2 separate regions of the Homo sapiens genome follow, and region 1 is linked to region 2. Evidence: chromatin loops called from intact Hi-C (ENCODE). Cell type or tissue: chondrocyte. All regions are shown on one strand. Each heading gives the region's core, and the rest is flanking DNA. Links, peaks and the distances in the headings are about the cores only.

Region 1 (9,242 bases), core at 934-8,933, 110 kb before region 2:
CCTGCAGGAGGGGAGCCACAGTGGATGCACAGGGCCAGAGAGCCGGACAGGCGAGCTTGGGTGTGCAGGTGCCGCCTCCACATGGCTGAGGTGTGGCCAGGCGGTCCTCCCACACCCTGGCCTGTGGAGCCAGGCTCCCTGGGAACCCCTGGCCTGAGGATGGGAAGGGGCTGAGCTTGTCACAGGGGTGTGGATGCCACCTGGCGGGAGGGAGTGGGTGGTGGTCTGGGGGTCTGTGCACGTGTGGCTGGGAGCCCATCGGCTGAGGCAGCACTTGGGGCCAAGTGAGGCGAGGCTGCTGCATCCAGGTCCGGAGGACTGGCCCATGAGGCCCTGTGGCTGCGGAGCTTGGCCATCCTGGGGCAGGGCCTACAGGGTAAGGTGCAGACCCGCAGCACACATCCGAGGTCTGGGCCAGCCTCGATTCCAGATCCAGCCCTCCTAGTCATCCACGTCCCCAGCCCTGTGCTTGCCTGGGCCCTTCACCGGTGTTTGAGCAGCGCCCGGGCCAGTGCTGCTTTGGACGAGGAGACCCGGCTGGGCCTCTGGTGGCTTTTCCTGCTCGCCATCCACTGGGCCTGTCTCGTCCTGGCCCTGCCCAGCCCACTGGTCTGACCTGCTCCCGCAGGGACCAGGCACAGCTCTGAGAAGTCAGAGGCCCTAGGGAGGTGGGGTCGTCGTTGCCTTGGTGATATGCAGGCAGTCCCTGCTGTGGGCCTGGGAGCTGGTCCCCTGGCACCACCCTGGCTCCAGGGGCCTCCCGGCAGTTGTGGGACGCTGACACCAATCACCACTTCATGCGGCTTCCTCGGCCCCTCCTGTCTCTACTGCCTGGGCCACTGGCAGAGTCACACCTGCCATGGCCAGCTCTGAGCTCTGTCTGCTCGGCCATCTGTCCTGCTGCCCCTTTGTCCTGCAGGAACCTAGGCCCAGAGCCATGAGGGGGAGGCCAGAGCGTGCCCAGGGCCTCCACTGGGGATGTGTCCCGTTCGTTTGAGTGGTGACATCCAGGTGGCAGCTGGGGGCTCCTGCCTGTAGCAGGTGGCAGGGCTGGGCTGGCTCAGCACACTACTGACCATGGCTGCCAGGGAGCAGGCCGGGGAGGCCGAGGCAGAGCTGGGGCCACAGGCACCAGCCAGGCAGCATCCTTTGGGGCATGGGTGAGTGGCGAGCTGTGGAGTGCTGCCAGGAGGCTGGGATTCCAGGCCAGGGACGGGGACAGCCCTGCTGGTGGAGTCCGAATGCCAGGCAGAGGGGACGCACACCTGCCCATGCTCCTGCCTTGCAAGAGGGCGTCTGCCTGGGATCAGAGCCTAGAGCGTGTGGGAGGAGAGTTGTGGGGTCCCGGCATGGGCAGGGTGGCAGGTGGGTCCCGCGTGCTTGGGACTGGGCACGAGGAGGCCTTGTAACTGGTGCTGGATCAGCTGGGTCAGGGGCCGCACACCAATGACCTGGGGGTGAGGGTGCCCCTGGGTGGGAGCTGGTGGTGCTGAGGTGGCCGAGGACTTGTCCACTCCCAAGGGAAGGTGCTGGTGGGAGGGGGTGCCACCTCCGCAGCCACCACCCTCGATGCTGACCTGGGTTGCACTGGCATCTCACTGGGCGTGGGGACTCCGAGAGTCCAAAATTGGGTGGAGACATTTGGGGACACAGCTGCCTGAATTCCTCATGGCCAAGGGGGTGGGCAAGGGCTGCAGGGAGGAAGAGTGTCCGCTGTCCTGGCCAGTGCACCAGGAACGGCTTTCTAACCCGGGCAGGAAGGTATGAAGCATTCAGGATGTGGGGGCCACACAGTTCCCAGTGTGCACCTAGGGGTGACCAGGAGGAGGAGAGGCGCCAGGGCCTCCCTTACCCCCGCCCCAGGGGCACTCCGTAGGCAGGATCCCTGCAGATCCTAGCTAGGAAACGCCAGTGAACGGCAGCGCAGGGAACGGGGCGGGGCCGCTGGCTTCGCCCACCGCCACGGTGTTGGGGGCTGGGGGTGGCCCTCGGGACTGGTGTGGAGCCTGAGCCTGACCCACTGACTTGGCTGAGTGGGGAGACTGGAGGGTCGCATCCGGAGCTGGGCCCGGGGACGCCCGCTGGTGGGAAGGGTGCGCGCGCGTTGGAGGCCGCGGCTGACCCTGCTCCGGCGCCGCCAGGTACGGCATCAGCCCGGACAGCATCATCCTGTACGGGCAGAGCATCGGCACGGTGCCCACCATGGACCTGGCCTCGCGCTACGAGTGTGCCGCGGTGGTGCTGCACTCGCCGCTCACCTCGGGCATGCGCGTCGCCTTCCGCGACACCAAGAAGACCTACTGCTTCGACGCCTTCCCTAACATCGAGAAGGTGTCCAAGATCACGTCTCCCGTGCTCATCATCCACGGCAGGGAGGACGAGGTGATCGACTTCTCGCACGGGCTGGCGCTCTACGAGCGCTGCCCCAAGGCGGTGGAGCCGCTGTGGGTGGAGGGCGCCGGGCACAACGACATCGAGCTCTACAGCCAGTACCTGGAGCGCCTGCGTCGCTTCATCTCCCAGGAGCTGCCCAGCCAGCGCGCCTAGCGGCGGCCCCAACCAGCCGGACCTCAGCAATAAGGCGGCCCCCGGACCTCACCCCGCGCCGGCCCCCACCCAGGGGCTGCATGTGGACCCCCCCGGGCGGCCCAGGGGACCCCGCCCCGACCCAGGGGCTGTGGACGATGTACAGGCAACAGAGCTACGCACTCCTTTCCTTTTGGAAGCAAGAAGAAAATACGTGAAAACGGAAATTAAAGATTTAAAATTAAAAAAAAAAAAAAGATTTAACAGGCACTTCATAAAAGAGGACATATAAATGGCAATAAAAGATACTCAATCTCAATACCAGGAAAATGGAAGTTGAAACCGCATTGATATATTACTGCACCTCTACGAGAATAACAAAATAATTTTTAACTGACAAGCATCAGCAAGGATGTGGGGTAACTGGAATATTCCCTGCTAACTGATAAAACACTTTGGGAAAATGTTCAGCCATATGTAATACTAAAGTTTTATCATTCATATAGCTCTAAAACCAACAATGCCACTTCTACATATATACCCCAATATAGTAATGTTCTATTTCTTAATCTGTGGTGGTTCATTTAGTAAAAACACATGACCTGTACTTTTTTTTTTTTTTTTGAGGCAGGGTTGCACTCTGCCATCCAGGCCAGAGTGCACTGGCACGATCACTGCTCACTGCAATCTCAACCTCCCAGGCTCTGTTGACCACACACAGCTAATTTTTGTATTTTTAGTAGAGATGGCATTTTGCCACGTTGCCCAGGCTGGTCTGGAACTCCTGGGCTCAAGTGATCCGCCCACCTTGGCCTCCCGAAATGCTGGAATTACAGGTGTGATCTACCACGCCCAGATCACCTGCACGTTTAAAATTGTGAACTTCTTCTGTATACTTCAGTAACTTTTCGAAGATTTCTTTGACACAAAGTTCTCAGAAATCTTAAAGCTAGCATTTTAGAATAGAAAAAAAAAAGAGCTTTTGGTTCACTGGTGAAATTTTACTAATTAAATTTAAAAACAAAAAGAAAGCTATTAATGCATAACAGCTCAGAACAAAGATTAAAAACCACCAGCACATCAGTTTTCCTTAACTTCGTGAAGCACTGGTATTCATTCTTTCGGCAAAGAAAGGATGAACAACACTGTAACTCAAAGAAAAGATACCACTGCAAGAAAAGGCTTTTTTTTTTTTTTTTAGAGGGAGTCTCGCTCTGTCACCCAGGCTGGAGTGCAGTGACAAGATATCTCCGCTCACTGCAACCTCCGCCTCCCAGGTTCAAGCGAGTCTCCTGCCTCAGCCTCCCGAGTAGCTGGGACTACAGGCACCTGCCACCATGCCCGGCTAATTTTTTGTATTTTCAGTAGAGACGGGGTTTCACTGTGTTAGCCAGGATGGTCTCAATCTCCTGACCTCATGATCCGCCCGCGTCGGCCTCTTAAAGTGCTTCTTTTCGAAAGCAGCTCCACCAGCAAAAGGTAGGAGGAAAGCGAGGAAACCATTCCTCGCTTGGTTAACTCTTGGGTGAAAGGACGCCAAATGAGATGATCTAAGAAGCCTCAAAGAAAGACAGACAGGCACAGAAAAATCACAGCAACTCTTTGGACTGCAAACACCAACACCACAGTCCAACCTACCAGAAATCCTGTGGTTAATTGGAGGCTTGCCCCGCTAGTCATGAGATGATTCAGTGATCGCTACAAACGCTCCTCACATGCATCCTGGACCTGGCACACCTGGCTTGCCCATCACCAGCCTGGAGACACCGCCAGGAGCAGAATCCCGGAGGCCAATAAAGACCCCAACTTTGCAAGTCAGGGGCGCGAGCGCTCTTGCCCCTCAAGTTCCCAGAAAGAACGGCCTCGAGGGTGGGGTGCGAAGTCAGTGTGCTCCACAGGACTTCCGAAGACGTGCCCCCGAAGCTGCTCCGTCCCTCCACCCCCTGGGATGCCACAGAACACCTGCCAGGGAGTTTCTTCCCCAGCGCCCACGAGAGGAGGGCTGCGGGCTGCAGCGGCAGGCGAGGAATCAAGCGCAGGGAACTTAGGCCCCGGCGGAGCCCTGCGGAGCCCGGCAGTGCCCGGCGCAACCGCCCCGCTCGCCTAACAAAACTTGCGGCGGCCCAGCCCGCCGCGCCTCAGCCCAGCTGTGAGCCCGCAGGTCCCAGACTCACCTCCCGCCCGGCCTGGCGCGGCGCCCTCACCTCCGGAACGCTGGGTGGACTTCGCAGTAAACTTGAACTTCCCATCCAGGCTGCAGCCGTGCCGCCGTACCTCGGCCCCGCTCCTGGCGCCGCAGGTCGCCCGTCCCGCGTTCCCAAAATCACCAGGCTCACTCAGAAGCTCAGGCAGCCTCGCGACCCTCACCTACCCCTCCCAGCACCGCCGCTATCTCCACCGCCGCCCAGCAACTTGCTTGCGGCCCGCTGGCTCCTCAGGGTCCGGATGGGCCGTGTCAGGAGAGCCCAAGGCACAGGCGCAGCTGGGCCTTAAAGGGACCCGGCTGCCTCTACCGCACAGCGGGTTCGGGCCGCGGGCCGAGAAAAGGAGTAATGGAGGACAGAGCGCAGCGGGGACGGGAAAATCCCTCTCTCCCCTCCGCCTCTCTTTCAAAGCACCAGCCCTTGACCCTGCAATTCGCTGATTTCCCCGGCCACTTGAACCGCCCCTGCCAGGTTAAAGAGGCGGGAGACACACCCCCTCGGAAGCCCGGAGCTACCCCGCGTTTAGGACTGCAGGCTTCGCGCTGCCGCACCGCCCCATAGTCTGACTTCCGGGCTCGGCCCGCGGCGCAGACGCACAGGAGTCGGAAGGCAGCCCCCAGCTCCCGCGAGAGGTGGCCTTAGGTCACTCGCAAAAACAATAACCAACGTGTCAATGGCACTTGTATTTATTTTCTAATTTAAATTTATAACAGATTTCGCAGATGGGCTTCCACTGAAATAAGCCTTTGAGAAAAAGAAAAACTTTTTTTTTAACAAGATTAGGAAATACCAAGAAATATGAAGTAAAGCCATGCCATCTACCCAGCTAAAAACTTTGAAAACTTGAAATTTTATCTAAGGCAAATGTTTGCATAATTTTAAGTCGTGCCATTATTTAAAGTCAATTTCAATTAACAATTGCATTGCAACTAAATACATCTTCTATAAGAAAACTAAGATACATCCCTGATAATCTACCTTTCCCCTCCTATATTCCGTCCATCAGCAAATCCTACTGGTTTTTACCTTCCAAATTTTCCTTGAATCTGTCCTCTTCTACCTCCTCCATCACCACCCTAGTCTAGGCTACCTTCACCTGGGGAGTGGGGGTGGAGGGACTACTGACCTAGTCTCCTTGTGGTTTACCCATATCCCCTTTATCGCCTCTCTAATCTCAACACAACAGGCAGAGTGGCTTTTTCAAAATGTAATGTGACCCTGTCACTTCCCAGCCCAAACCACTTAAACACCTTCCCGTTCTCTTAGACAAAACCTCCTAACTAACCAAGCCCTGAATGGCCAGGCGCTTTGCCCACCTCTCCATGTCTTCTTACAGGTCAGACCAATTCCATCCTGCTCTCTCTGCTTCAGCCAAACTGGCCTCTTTTATTCCCTATTTACTCAGCTTCCTGGACTCCACAGAGCTTTTGCTCATGCTTTGCTCTGTGCCTGAAGATTCTTCCAACCCTCATCCTTCTGACGACAGCTGTAGTCTCCACCTCTGAGAGGCAACTTCTGACCTCCCTACGGTGGTCCCTTACTCCCATCACATTGCATAAAACTGTAATCAAGTGGTTATGTTGGGGAATCTACCATCAGCTCCGTAAGTCCAGGATTTGGTTTTGTTTGGCTCATGGTTGTATTTCCACATTTGTGAAATACATATTTGTTCCTAAATGAGAACGATAGATGCTAGAAGTTGAAGTAAATTTGGCATAAAGTCAGAGAAAGGTAAAATGTCACAATCTGATATTTGGAGGCAGAATCTAAAAACTTCAGTTATATTAAAACTGATTTTATATCGTTTTAGGCTGGATTGTTGCAGGGACTCTTTGGGTAATCTTTAAAACTGAGTTCTCAGAGAGCCTTGTATAAACACCTGAATTAATAATGATAGCCCTGGGATGGTCCACATAAAACGAATAACATTGGTTGCTTCAAGAGAGGAAGAGCGAGCCAGGCACAGTGGCTCATGCCTGTAATCCAAGCACTTTGGGAGGCCAAGGCTGACAGATCATTTGAGCTCAGGAGTTTGAGACTAGCCTGGGCAACTTGGTGAGACCCTGTCTCTACACAAAATACAAGCAAAATTAGCTGGTAGTCCCAAACACCTGTAGTCCCAGCTGTGTGGGAGGCTGAGGTGGGAGGATTGCTTGAGCCCAGAAGGTTGAGAGGCTGCAGTGAGCCATGATCATGCCACTGCACTTCAGCCTGGATGACAGAGCAAGATCCTGTCAAAAAAAAAAAAAAAAGAGAGAGAGAGAAAGAAAGACTCTTGACTGGTGGCTACTGGTGGGAAAGAGGTTTTTACTACATCCCCAATTGGACCTTTTTATTTTAAAGTATGTGAAGATAAATAAATGACACAAAAGAGTGCATACCATCCCATTTATTTGAAATTCCAGAAAAGGCAAAATTAATCTGTGGTGAAAAAATCATAACAGCAGTTCCTTCTAACAGGATATTGACTGGGAAGGCACACAAGAGAAATTTCTGGGTGCTAAAAATGGTCTGTCTTGATAGGGGTAGGAATTACAAAAAATTCAGTTAACATTTCAATGAATGTAAATTTTATCTTAAAAACTATAAAAATAATTTAAAATTTAAAATCTAGTAGCTAACACCTAGTTGAGCGCTCAGTGTCTATGGGTATTGGCCAAAGCTATACATACACAATTTTGTTTAGTCCTCATACTGTCTTCACGAGGTAGGTATTATTATCATAACCCCCTTGCATATGAAGAAGCCCAAATTTAGTAAATACTAAATAACTTTCCTTAATTTATACCCCCTGGAAAATGGGGGAAGAGCTTTGACTACCGTCAGTCAAATGCCATAAGTTATTAAATATTAGACCCTATAGCACTTCTCTGAAATTGTAATATTTTTGGTATATATATATATAACTCATCTACTAGATCAAGAGCTTCACAATGATTGAAATCATAGTTTGCTTTTTGTTTGAGGTTTATGGGTTTATTTTATGTTATTATTTTAAAGACTGGGTCTTGGCTGGGCACGGTGGCTCACGCCTGTAATCCCAGCACTTTGGGAGGCCAAGGTGGGTGGATCACTTGAGGTTAGGAGTTCGAGACCAGCCTGGCCAACATGGTGAAACACCATCTCTACTAAAAATGCAAAATTAGCTGAGTGTGGTGGCGCATGCCTGTAATCCCAGTTACTTGGGAGGCTGAGGCAGGAGAATCACTTGAACCCGGGAGGTGGAGGTTGCAGTGAGGCAAGCTTGTGCCACTGAACTCCAGCCTGGGCCACAGAGTAAGACTCCATTTCAGAAAAAAAAAAAAAAAAAAAAAAAAAGACTGAGTCTCACTATGTTGCCCAGGCTGCACTTGGACTGTTGAATTCAAGCCATCCTCCTGCCTAGGCGTCTTGAGTAGCTGGGACTACAGGCACACACTATCACGCCCAATATTTTTGTCTTAAGTTTCTAAGGAGTCCCAACACTGCACAGTAGCTGTTCAATACATTTTGAGTGAATGATTAAAAACAAGCTTGGTGTTGATTTTATTGGTACAATTTATATTTACATATGTAATGTTTATATTATATGCTTTTTATATATTTATATGTGTGTATGTATATAATTGGCACCAACGTAGCATTGCTGTGCTTAAGTGCCTGAGATGTATCTCAAATGAATAGACCTGAGGAGAGAAGCTTGTGTCATTAGCTCTGACCCTGCAGCACTAATCCTGGTTTACCCCTTTATTTCACTCACCCTGAGCACATCAATTAATTTGGTGAAAGAGCTTACACTTTAAGTGTAAGCTTAACATCTCACTGAAATAGTTCATTCCAAAGAAAGAGCTAATTCTAACCTCTCACAAGTGCTTGAGCATTTGCATAAGTGAAATTTCACTGTGTGAGTTTCACCCAACACCACCTCTGCTCCAGCTCCTGCTACTCTGCTGCTCATACTGTGGAACTCCACAGGTGGAGTAGAAGATCATCAGAGAGAGTTTTATTTGCAGTAAATTTGGTGTGCAACAGGCCAAGCAACGAGGAGTCAAGGTGAGGCAGAAGAACAGCAGAGGGAAGTGGAAGTTGGATAAAGGGTGAACTGAGTAGGAGCGGAAGCAGGATAAAGAGGTGGGTGAGCAAGAAGCAAGATAAGCAGAAGTTGAGCAGCGAAAACAAAAGTGAGATGGAGTAGTGAGTAAAAGTTTATGGCTGGCAGGATCCAGAACAAACCAGTAAAAGGCATGCATATGACAGAGAAAAAGTAGCCTTAAAATGACCCCGTATGATAATCAGCTCATTAAAGCTAATGCATATGGACTGCATATCATGGGTGTACTTAAAATTATGGGATGGAGGTGATGCGGAAGCACACAGGGGCCAAGTAACTAAGCAACCCACCTATCAATCAGAAGGCACATGCTGGGTAGAGATTAGGCAGCCCCAGGAAGAGGAGAAAAAAGAAAAAAAAAAAAACATGTAAAAAGACCCAAAGCCCAAAGTTCACCAAACTGACGCTGATCTCATTTTGCA
Region 2 (9,242 bases), core at 802-8,801:
TAGGAGACAGAGTGAGACTCCATCTTAAAAAAAAAAAAAACAACAACCAACCAAACAAACAAAAAATTGGATGAGTGTCCTCAAGCTTTTCACTAGGCATGCCCACCACTCTATTTTAGTAATAGATGGAGATCCTGTTGGGGGAAAATTTGCTAATTATCTGCCTGGCCATTAAGAAATAACTCCAAACATTTTCAGGGGAGCATGCTTTTGCTTTGATGGGATGTTGCTTTCCATGGTTAGAAATCCTTCTTTAGCCTTAGGTAACATTGCTGATAAAAACTGGGCATGGTGGCTCTGGCCTATAATCCCAGTGATTCAGAGGCTGAGGTGGAAGGATCACTTAAACCCAGGAGTTCCAGGCTGTAGTGAGCTATGACAGTGACAGTGCACTCCAGCCTGGGCGACAGAGCCACTCTTCCTCTTTGAAAGAAAAATAAAGAGTCCAGGCTTGGGGGCCTATGCTTGTAATCCCAGCACTTTGAGGGGCTCAGGTGGGAGGATTGTTTGAGCGTAGGAATTTGGGACCATCCTGAGCAAGATAGTGAGACCCTGTCTCTAAACAAACAAACAAAACAAACAAACACAAACCAAAATTAGCCAGGCATAGTGGTGCATGTCTGTAGTCCCAGCTACTTGGGAGGCTGAGGTGGGAGGATTGCTTGAGAGAAGGAGGTTGAGGCTGCATTGAGCTGAGACTGCACCACTGAAATCTAGCCTGGGCAACATAGCAAGACCATGTCTTAAAAAAAAAAAAAAGAAAGAAAGAAAGAAAGACAAAAGAAAGAAAGAAATATTGCTGATAAAACTGTAGCCTCTTTCACAGCTCAAAAAAAAGCTATTCATTCACTGGCTAAGGTTGTACTAGATAATTGCATCACTTTAGATGACAAATATTTTCAAAGACACTATTAGCCTTATTTAAAAATGGGTAGAACCTAGGCTCAGTGGCTCACATCTGTAATCCCAGCACTTTGGGCAGTCGAGGTGGGTGGATCACCTGAGGTCAGGAGTTTGAGACAAGTCTGGCCAACATGGTGAAACCCCATCTCTACTAAAAATACAAAATTAGCTGGGTGCAGTGTCATGTGCCTGTAGTCCTAGCAACTTGAGAAGCTGTGGCAGGAGAATTGCTTGAACCCAGGAGGCAGAGGTTGCAGTGAACCAAGATCGTGGCACTGTACTCCAGCCTGGGAGACAGAGAGTCTGTCTCAAAATACAAAAACAAAACAAAACAAAACAAAAACAATGGGTACATACAGCAGCACTTACAAGAGTTCATAGAAGGAATTGTACATTGTCAACTGATAGTGTGGAGAGAGCAGCCCCCTGCCCACCTGGTTGTGATCTCTGCACAACGCTTGCCCACAACCACCTTCTCCACTTAGTACAATGCAGCCCAGAACACCAAGGGGAGAGCCCCAGCAGCAGCAGCCTCCGCAGCCCGCTTTAGATGATAGATTTAGCTGAGCAGGGAGGTGGATGTGTGGTGTTTACAACCTCTGGTTGCATATACATAAATAAATACTTCCCATGAAGTAGAACCTCATCTAGAAAAAATTAGAAGTCATTTGGCTACAAGAAATCATGAAAGAAGAACTGGGATGTGATGTTTTCCCTGATGTTTTTCGTTGGCTCCCTAATGGAATAGGTTCCCTTACTGTTCTGGCATACAGATTCTCTTTGTGATTCTCATTCTTGTGTGAATTATATGTGTACTATTCAAATAATTAATGCTATATATTTACTGCTTTACTTCTGAGAAAACTGATTTTATGGTATCTGAAGACTAGAAATGATTCAACAAGTGATAGCTGCAGACTTAACTAAGGTCTCTCTCTCCTCTTTTTTTTCTTTTCTTCTCTTTTTCTTTTTTTTCTACTCGGTGTCACCCTTTCAATTGGGCTTTTGGGTGCTCTTAAAAATTCCTCAGTGAGGCAGCTCCTTTCCTCCCCTGCCCTCAGCGTGGGAAAGACTATCTGGGAATGAGCCTTCCTGGCAAAGAGGGACACCTTGGCTGAGCTTTTGATCATCAGTGCTTTCAAGAAGAAAGATTTTTTAAAGAATTCTTATCTGAGGAATGTGAGCCACTTCACATGATCAGAGACACATTAAATCAAGACAGCAACCACTTTCTGCTTCCTTCCTTTTGAGCTATGTATTCAACTGTTGAAACTGTTTGCTATCACCCCAGTTAGCTGTAAATTAATCTAATAATGCCACACCAAACACTGTATCCCACACCCTATTACAACGGATAGCCAAGCTCTCATCAACACTATTTCTGAAAACCAATGAGAATTCCTGACAGCCACCTTTCCATCAGCTCATTGTGTGTCCCCCTTTTTGACCTTTAAAAACCTGTTTGTGACAAAGGCCAAAGGGAGCTCAGATCCAAGGTTCTTGGGGTGTGAGTCTTCCCGGCAGCTGCCTTCACTTTGGCTCAAGTAAACTCTAAATTATATTTTGTGCTTCAGGGTCTTTCTTTTAGGTCAACATGTTCAGCAACAGTAGAATAAATAAATAAGTTGGCCTATATTCATACAAAGGAATACGCACAGAAACAAATAACCACATGAATAACATGAAAAATTCATAGATGTAAGACTGAGTGAAAGAAGTCAAACCTATGCCTCTGCTCCTGAGACCGACTTTGCAAAAATTATAACTGGGACAATTATCACAGCAAAAGAGGTTTGACCTAACTGCTTCCATCTTTTTTCCAGCGTCCAAGCTGTCCTTGTTCATTCCTGGGCACAGGCCAAAATAACTTTGAGAGGAACTTAGTTTATGGTTTAGCTGTGAAACAAAGATGATAACAGCTCTTTCCCAAAACAAACCCCCTTCCTGCCTGGGGACTAGACTGCCTTTGCAGGACTAACAAATTAGTCACAAGATTAGAAATGATGGTTTAGAAGTCATGCAGCCTCCAGCTTATAAGATTCTAAACCTCCCCAAATTGTTCCTGGGGATCACATCAGCATTGTAAAACCTAAGATCAGTGCGTGAGGTATTTTGTAGTCCTGCACTCGATGCATCAGCTAGCACCACCCAGATGGATAAACCAGCTCATCTGATCTTGTGGCCCCCACCCAGGAACTGACCCAGCTCAAGAGCATGCTTTAACTCCCTGTAAGTTCATCTCTGACCTGACCAATCAGAACTCCCAACTCACTGGCCCCCAACCACCAAATTATCCTTAAAAACTCTGGTCCTAGAATGCTCAGGAAGACTGATTTGAGTAATAATAAAACTCTGATCTCCCACACAGCTGGCTCTGGGTAAATAACTTTCTTTATTGCAATTCCCCTGTCTTGATAAATTGGTTCTGTCTAGGCAGCAGGCAACGTGAACCCATTGGGCAGTTATATTCCCACAAAACCCACTACACACTTTATGATTTGATTTATATGAAAGCAAAGGACAGGAAAAACTCGCCTGATAGATTTGGAGTCTGTGGAGTATTGTCAGAGTTTGGGGTTGTATTCTACAGATTAAAAGTAATCAGTTGAGCACCTCAAAATTTCCCCCCAATTTTTTTTTCTCCAAATTTGGACCACCTTGTTTCTCTCTTTGCAGAATATAAAGTGCTAACATGAGGTTAAGTGCTAAGGTCTAGAGAAGGTGGAAGAGATGACAAACTCCAGCACCATGCCTGCGTGTCCAGCGTGCTCTGCTGGGACAGCATATTTGTACATTGCTGTATTTGAAAAAACCCTACAAGATTCATGAAATTGGACCACTGTCCTTATAACACTACTAGTGGTAAAACAAGTAAGGATGGCTGGTTTGCAGTCATCTGAGCAGCATCTCTAGTTTCATAGATATGGTTTCTCTCTGATACTGAACGGCTTCCAATTTCAAGTAGAATGCTACATCAGAAGAATAACGATGGGAAGAGAACCGGTTTCTTGTGTAATCCAACATGTTTTAGTCTGCGCATTACAAACCATTATTTGAAGAAGGGTGGACAGGCTCTGGTAGCATGTTAGTCGGCTGAGTGGCGGAAGATGGGGCGGGAAAGTTGACGGAGACGGGAAAGGCGCTGTCGGTGACATCACGGATAGGGCGACTTCTATGTAGATGAGGCAGCGCAGGGGCCGCTGCTTCTCCACCTGCTGCTTCGCCACGAAGGAGTTCCGTGCTGTGGGAGCGAGTCCAGGACAGCTGGTCGGACCTCAGAGTCCCAGCTGTGTGTCAGGGCTAGGAGGGCTCGGGGACGCGCGGGGCAAGTGACCGTGCGTGTAAAGGTTGAGGCGTATGGAGCTGTGGCGGGGCGGAGGTGTGCAAATCCGTAGTTACCTGGGAGGGAAGATAGTATTGTGAAGATCGTTTTTCCAGAGTGAGGTTTTTTCTATTGTGTGTACTGATTCTTGCGATTTTCCTAAATGTAGGAAATTCCACTGCATAATTTGTGGTAGTGGGGGGGGCTGCGTTAGTGAATTCCGCTGAGATACTGCAGTGCAAAACGTGAGCTCTACGCGAAGGGCTACTCTTAGTTTCTATGGGTTTGTAGCTTTGACGGCATGTTAAGTGTCGTCCTTACTGTCTCAAGCGTGAGAAACAGAAAGTATCGCGTTACGGTCCTCTCCGCCGCTGTCGTGAGCTTATTTAACACAAACTAAGTGGCCGCAGGGCTCTTCCCCAACCTTTCTATGTGGGGCTGCTTTTTGCAGACTTTGCTTCATGGTCTCCAGTCTCTTGGGTTCTCTGTGAAAACCTTCGTGTTTTTTCGTAGCCTCCAGAGTCACCCTTCACACAGCCTCTGCTTCTAACCGCAGCCCCCGCAGTAGTTTGTAGGATTTCTGTGCTAGCAGGGAATGTGTTCTCACCTCCTAGAGCCAGGTAGAAACTCTACGCAGACGGGTGCTGTTCTTTGGGATGAGAGCAGTGTCCCCGTTCCGTTGTAGACACAACACGCTTGCTTTCTGTAGGGGAACGGCTCTCCCCGCGCCCAGGTGCCCTTGCTTATATTAACCAAGGCCCGTAGGTCGGAATCGCAGTCTCACCTGTCGGCAGAATGTGCTGCGATCTACCCCAACTACCCGAACTACCCAGCAATAAAATGGGACACATTACGGAAACATGAGATAAAATGGATCATCTCAAAAACATTATGCCGAGTGATGAAAAGAGTGCATCCTGTGTGGCGCCATCAAGGTGAATTTCTAGAACAGGTAAAACTAACCTGTATAGTGATAGAAAATACATCATTGATTGCTGGGGTAGGGGGAGGGCGGGACTGACTGCAAGGGCACAGGAGGACCTTTTAAAGTAATAAACACGTCATCAAACTTGAAATGGATGCTTTTATATATGCTTTTATATATTTTTAATATATTTTTAAAATGTATAATTATATTTAATATATAATTTTTATATATTTTAAATATATACAATATATATTTTTATTATTTTATAATTTTTTCAGGTATATATATCCTTCTTTATTATTTTTCCTTCTTTTTCCTTTTGTAGGGCCTGTGGGGGGACAGTCTAGCTAAAATATACATTCTTCTCTCTGTAGATATACCACAAGACCATGAGTCAAGTGTTGCCCGAATGTCCGAGGCCCAGGTCGCCCTGAGAAGGGGTGGGGACTTCCTGGGTCGCTGGGTCCCTGGCGGGGGGGGTCCGGGCCTCCGATTGCACGGGGCTAGGAGGCTCGCCCAGGAAGGGGACCCTGCAGGCTCGGTGATCCCAACAGGATGATTCAGCAATTTCCCCGTGGTCCGGGCCACTGTGATAACTCGGTTTCTGGGACCCCGAACACCGAAGAGGGAGACGAAGAGGGTGACATCGCGAGGCTGAGACAGCGGGAGCAGAAGGGACACCGAGACCTGCAGCGCAGAGCTTCTGAACATCAGCGGAATCTCCATTCCATTTAGGAAGTAAAACACGGCCTTACCATGCCAATGAAACACAAAGGTTCCACCGAGACTCGAACTCGGATCGCTGGATTCAGAGTCCAGAGTGCTTACCATTACACCATGGAACCATGCAACATAAAGTTGTTAAAGGTGTCTGAATTAGTTCCCACCCACCCATGTTAAGGCATTTCTTTAGATTCCACAAGCAACACTTAAGGTAGGTGGACCTGCAGGAAGGAGCCATCCTTCTTGCTTTCTCTCTGCCCTCTCCGTTGATCGACTTCTGTCATTTCATTTGCACCCCGGAAAAAGAGGCAAAATCCACTGTGGGTTTAGGGCCAGAGAAGAGCCCTTGAAGCCTCGGTCATAGAGTTTCCTGTGCCGAGGTGAAATTCCTTCCTTCCCTTCCCCTCCCTCCCTCCCTTCCTCCCTCCCTCCCTCCCTCCCTCCCTCCCTCCCTCCCTTCCTTCCTTCCTTCCTTCCTTCCTTCATTCCTTCTTTCCTTTCTCTCTCTCTCTTTCTTTCTTTCATTCAAGCTTCGGTGGCAGAGTTTCCTGTGCCGAGATTAACTTCCCTTCCCTTCCCTCCCCTCCCCTCCCCTCCCTTCCCTTCCCTTCCTCTCTTTTCATTGAGACAGAGTCTCCTTCTGTTGCTCAGACTGGAGTGCAATGCAGTGGCAGTGGGTGATCTCCCCTCACTGCAACCTCCATCTGTCGGGTTCAAGTGATTGTAATCCCCAGTGGCTGGGATTACAAGCATGGGCCACCATGTCCGGCTAATTTTTGTATATTTGGTAGAGATGAGGTTTTGCCATGTTGGCCAGGCTGGTCTCAAACTCTTGACCTCAAGTGATTCGCCCGCCTTGGCCTCCGGAAGTGCTGGGATTACAGGCGTGAGCCACCGCACCCAGCCCGGAGATGAAATATCTGCAAAATTTCTGTTATTTTCTTTATGCTTTCCCTCTTTTCCATTTGCCCAAGGAGGCCAGATGATTGTCAAAACAGGACGTGGGACTTCCTGGGCACCTTGCCCCCTTCCTCCCTGTAGTATATAACAGAAGACAGCAATCAAGTGAGATTGGGAAGCAGGGAATCCTTTATTTTTTTATTCATATACTTCTATGTTTGTTTGGTTGGTTGGTTTTAACAAAATTTTCTCACCAGAAATGGAGATTTGTTGGATTTAAAATAAAAGCAATCAGCCATGTTTTACATTTCTGTAAAACACTCAAACCAGGCCATACTCTCCTATTTTGACTCAAAATCAGCCATATACTGTCCAGGTCAGGAGGCAGGCCCCTGACATTTAAGCACAGTGTGTTTTCTCAGAATTGGCCAAGTTGATGCCATTCCAGTTTCTCAATATATCATGACCCATTAATTTCAGTCTTTAAAAGTAAACACGTATTGTTACTGAAAGCCCAGGAATTCGGTCTAGGCCCTGCTGCTCAGCTCACAGAAAGCCAATCATTAAGACATTGAGTATTGCTGAGGAAGAAGGCTTTAATTGGGTGTTGCAGCTGAGGAGATGGGAGATCAGTCTTAAATCAATCTCCCTGATCAACTAAAGTGAGGGGTTTATGTAGCAGGGAAGAACTGTAACTGTGGGTGGGAAAAGAGGAACTAGGGAAGGGTGAGGAAGCACTCATGATGAGTGAGGGGTCTGGCATCTCATTGTCTGGAGGCTGTCATCTGCTGAGTTTCAGGTCTATGACGCTTTTTGAGAGGCCTGAGAGGCCTTTGCTGAGGAAGGAACTCAGATAAAACAAATGTCCTAAGTTTCAAGCTTTAAGACCAGAAGGGTCCATTTCTATGTCTATCCAAAAACACTGTCTGTGGGACTCTTGGGTTGATTTCAGTCCCCACTTTCTATTTGTCAGTTCCTCAATCATGGGGAATCTGATCATCCATCTTTCTGGCTGCATCATGTGGAGGAGGGGCATCCTGAGCAGCTTCACACCATGGGTGACTGCATGGCCACCCAGGAATCAAACATTCATCTAATACTGTAGTTTCTCCTGAAACACAATCTTCCTCTGTCCAGTTCCCCATTTCCACTAAAGACAAAACACAGCAGGACCAACCTAAAGAAGCTTCAGTCCAATATACTTGGCCTGATTACCCACACAAAGTGCAGCAAGAATCCTTGTTCATACAGGCTCTCCTAAATAGGCTTTGCTGGAATATTTCACAACGCCATTTCAGGCAAAGCCCTGGGAAAATTACCAATTCCTCCACCTGTGTCCTGTTATAAAAGAAAACAGAATCTTATTGAACTTATGCAAACAAACACATTGTCATGAGTTAAGAATATTCAGTTTACAAATTCTGTGGAAATTCGGCAGACAGAGAAAAATATGCCTCAAATTCTGTTTAGAAGACTATTCTACTCAATTGTTGCAGGCTATAAATAGCTCAAAAGGAAACAAGTTCTCCAGACTCTGAAGAATCAACAATGTTTGAAACAAACAAAGGCCATAAAAACTTATTTCAGTCCTCCATTAGTTTGATCCATGCAATCAACTCGTGCTCTGTCATATTCAGCTAGCAATCTCTATGAACACATCAGTCTTTCTATTAGTGCCCTGGAAATTTTCTCTTAAGTTCAATGGCACAATCTCCAAAGTTATCAGAAACCTGCATCCAAGAGTCCTTTTCATGGACTTCCCCAAAGAAGCAACGCCTGGAATGTAACTGATTATAAGTCACTTTTTAAGAAGAATCAAAGCAAAACAACAATTGTGGATGACAAAAGCCTTAAGACAACCATGGTTATAGATACAATTGACAAGGGAATTCTGTTGCTTCTGTGGCACACAACAATTTAACATAATAATCATAATTATTACTGACAGCATAGCAGAACTCTAGGAATCTCATACAATCCTGGAACACACATTAACAACACATCTGTGTCAATAGAACCCAAAGGAAGTGAAACACCACCTCAGATATGACAATGCTTCTTGCATAATTCTACATAACAAATAAGCCTAAGAAGCCTAATATATCTCTCTTGGACTTCAAGAACCTAATATCCAAAAAGTTAATTTGAGGCCCAAAAGGCTGAATTTAGAAATTTTACTCTTAGAAATTTTGCCAGATATCAAAGTTTTGAGACACTTGACATCACAAAATAGGATCACAGATCACCTTAGAATAGTCAGTCATTCAGCCAAAATGATAAAACAAAAATGTTCACCCTTTGATACAAAGGAGGCTGAGTTTTCTAAACAGTAAGAACTAATGAAGACATGAGGCCAACTCTATCCGTCTCTCCCTTTCATTGTTTTGCCTTGCAGTTTACTTTGAAAGTAAACAAAAATATTTTATGTATTATTAATACTGCACAAACATTTTGATCAAAAGAGAA

The links. A loop is a pair of places that touch in the nucleus more often than their neighbours do. Peaks named below come from ENCODE experiments on the same cell type or tissue, not always from the same donor. Only the 100,000 strongest peaks of a DNase experiment are listed, where the experiment ranks them.
Region 1: it touches region 2 in a loop (3-fold over the local background); 2 of 110 quality-filtered maps call a loop at or near these places.

Annotation. Positions count from the first base shown.
Region 1 is chr1:148,147,020-148,156,261 of GRCh38, forward strand. NBPF11 (NBPF member 11) reads right to left here and starts at 5,262. Exons shown (of 24, transcript NM_001385469.3): 1 at 4,731-5,262. It overlaps LOC105371227 (a long non-coding RNA gene), which reads left to right and starts at 8,646. Exons shown (of 2, transcript XR_922068.4): 1 at 8,646-9,242. It also overlaps the pseudogene ABHD17AP1. RefSeq lists enhancers at 4,853-5,052, 5,073-5,182. In chondrocyte, for the core only: a CTCF peak has its summit at 5,092; DNase peaks (open chromatin) are centred at 2,254 and 5,272.
Region 2 is chr1:148,259,182-148,268,423 of GRCh38, forward strand. TRQ-CTG4-1 (tRNA-Gln (anticodon CTG) 4-1) reads right to left here and starts at 5,998; the gene lies at 5,927-5,998. It also overlaps the pseudogene RNVU1-22. RefSeq lists enhancers at 4,311-4,970, 5,533-5,828, 5,633-6,292 and silencers at 5,590-5,775, 5,943-6,022. In chondrocyte, for the core only: no CTCF peak of the experiment used is centred there; a DNase peak (open chromatin) is centred at 4,148.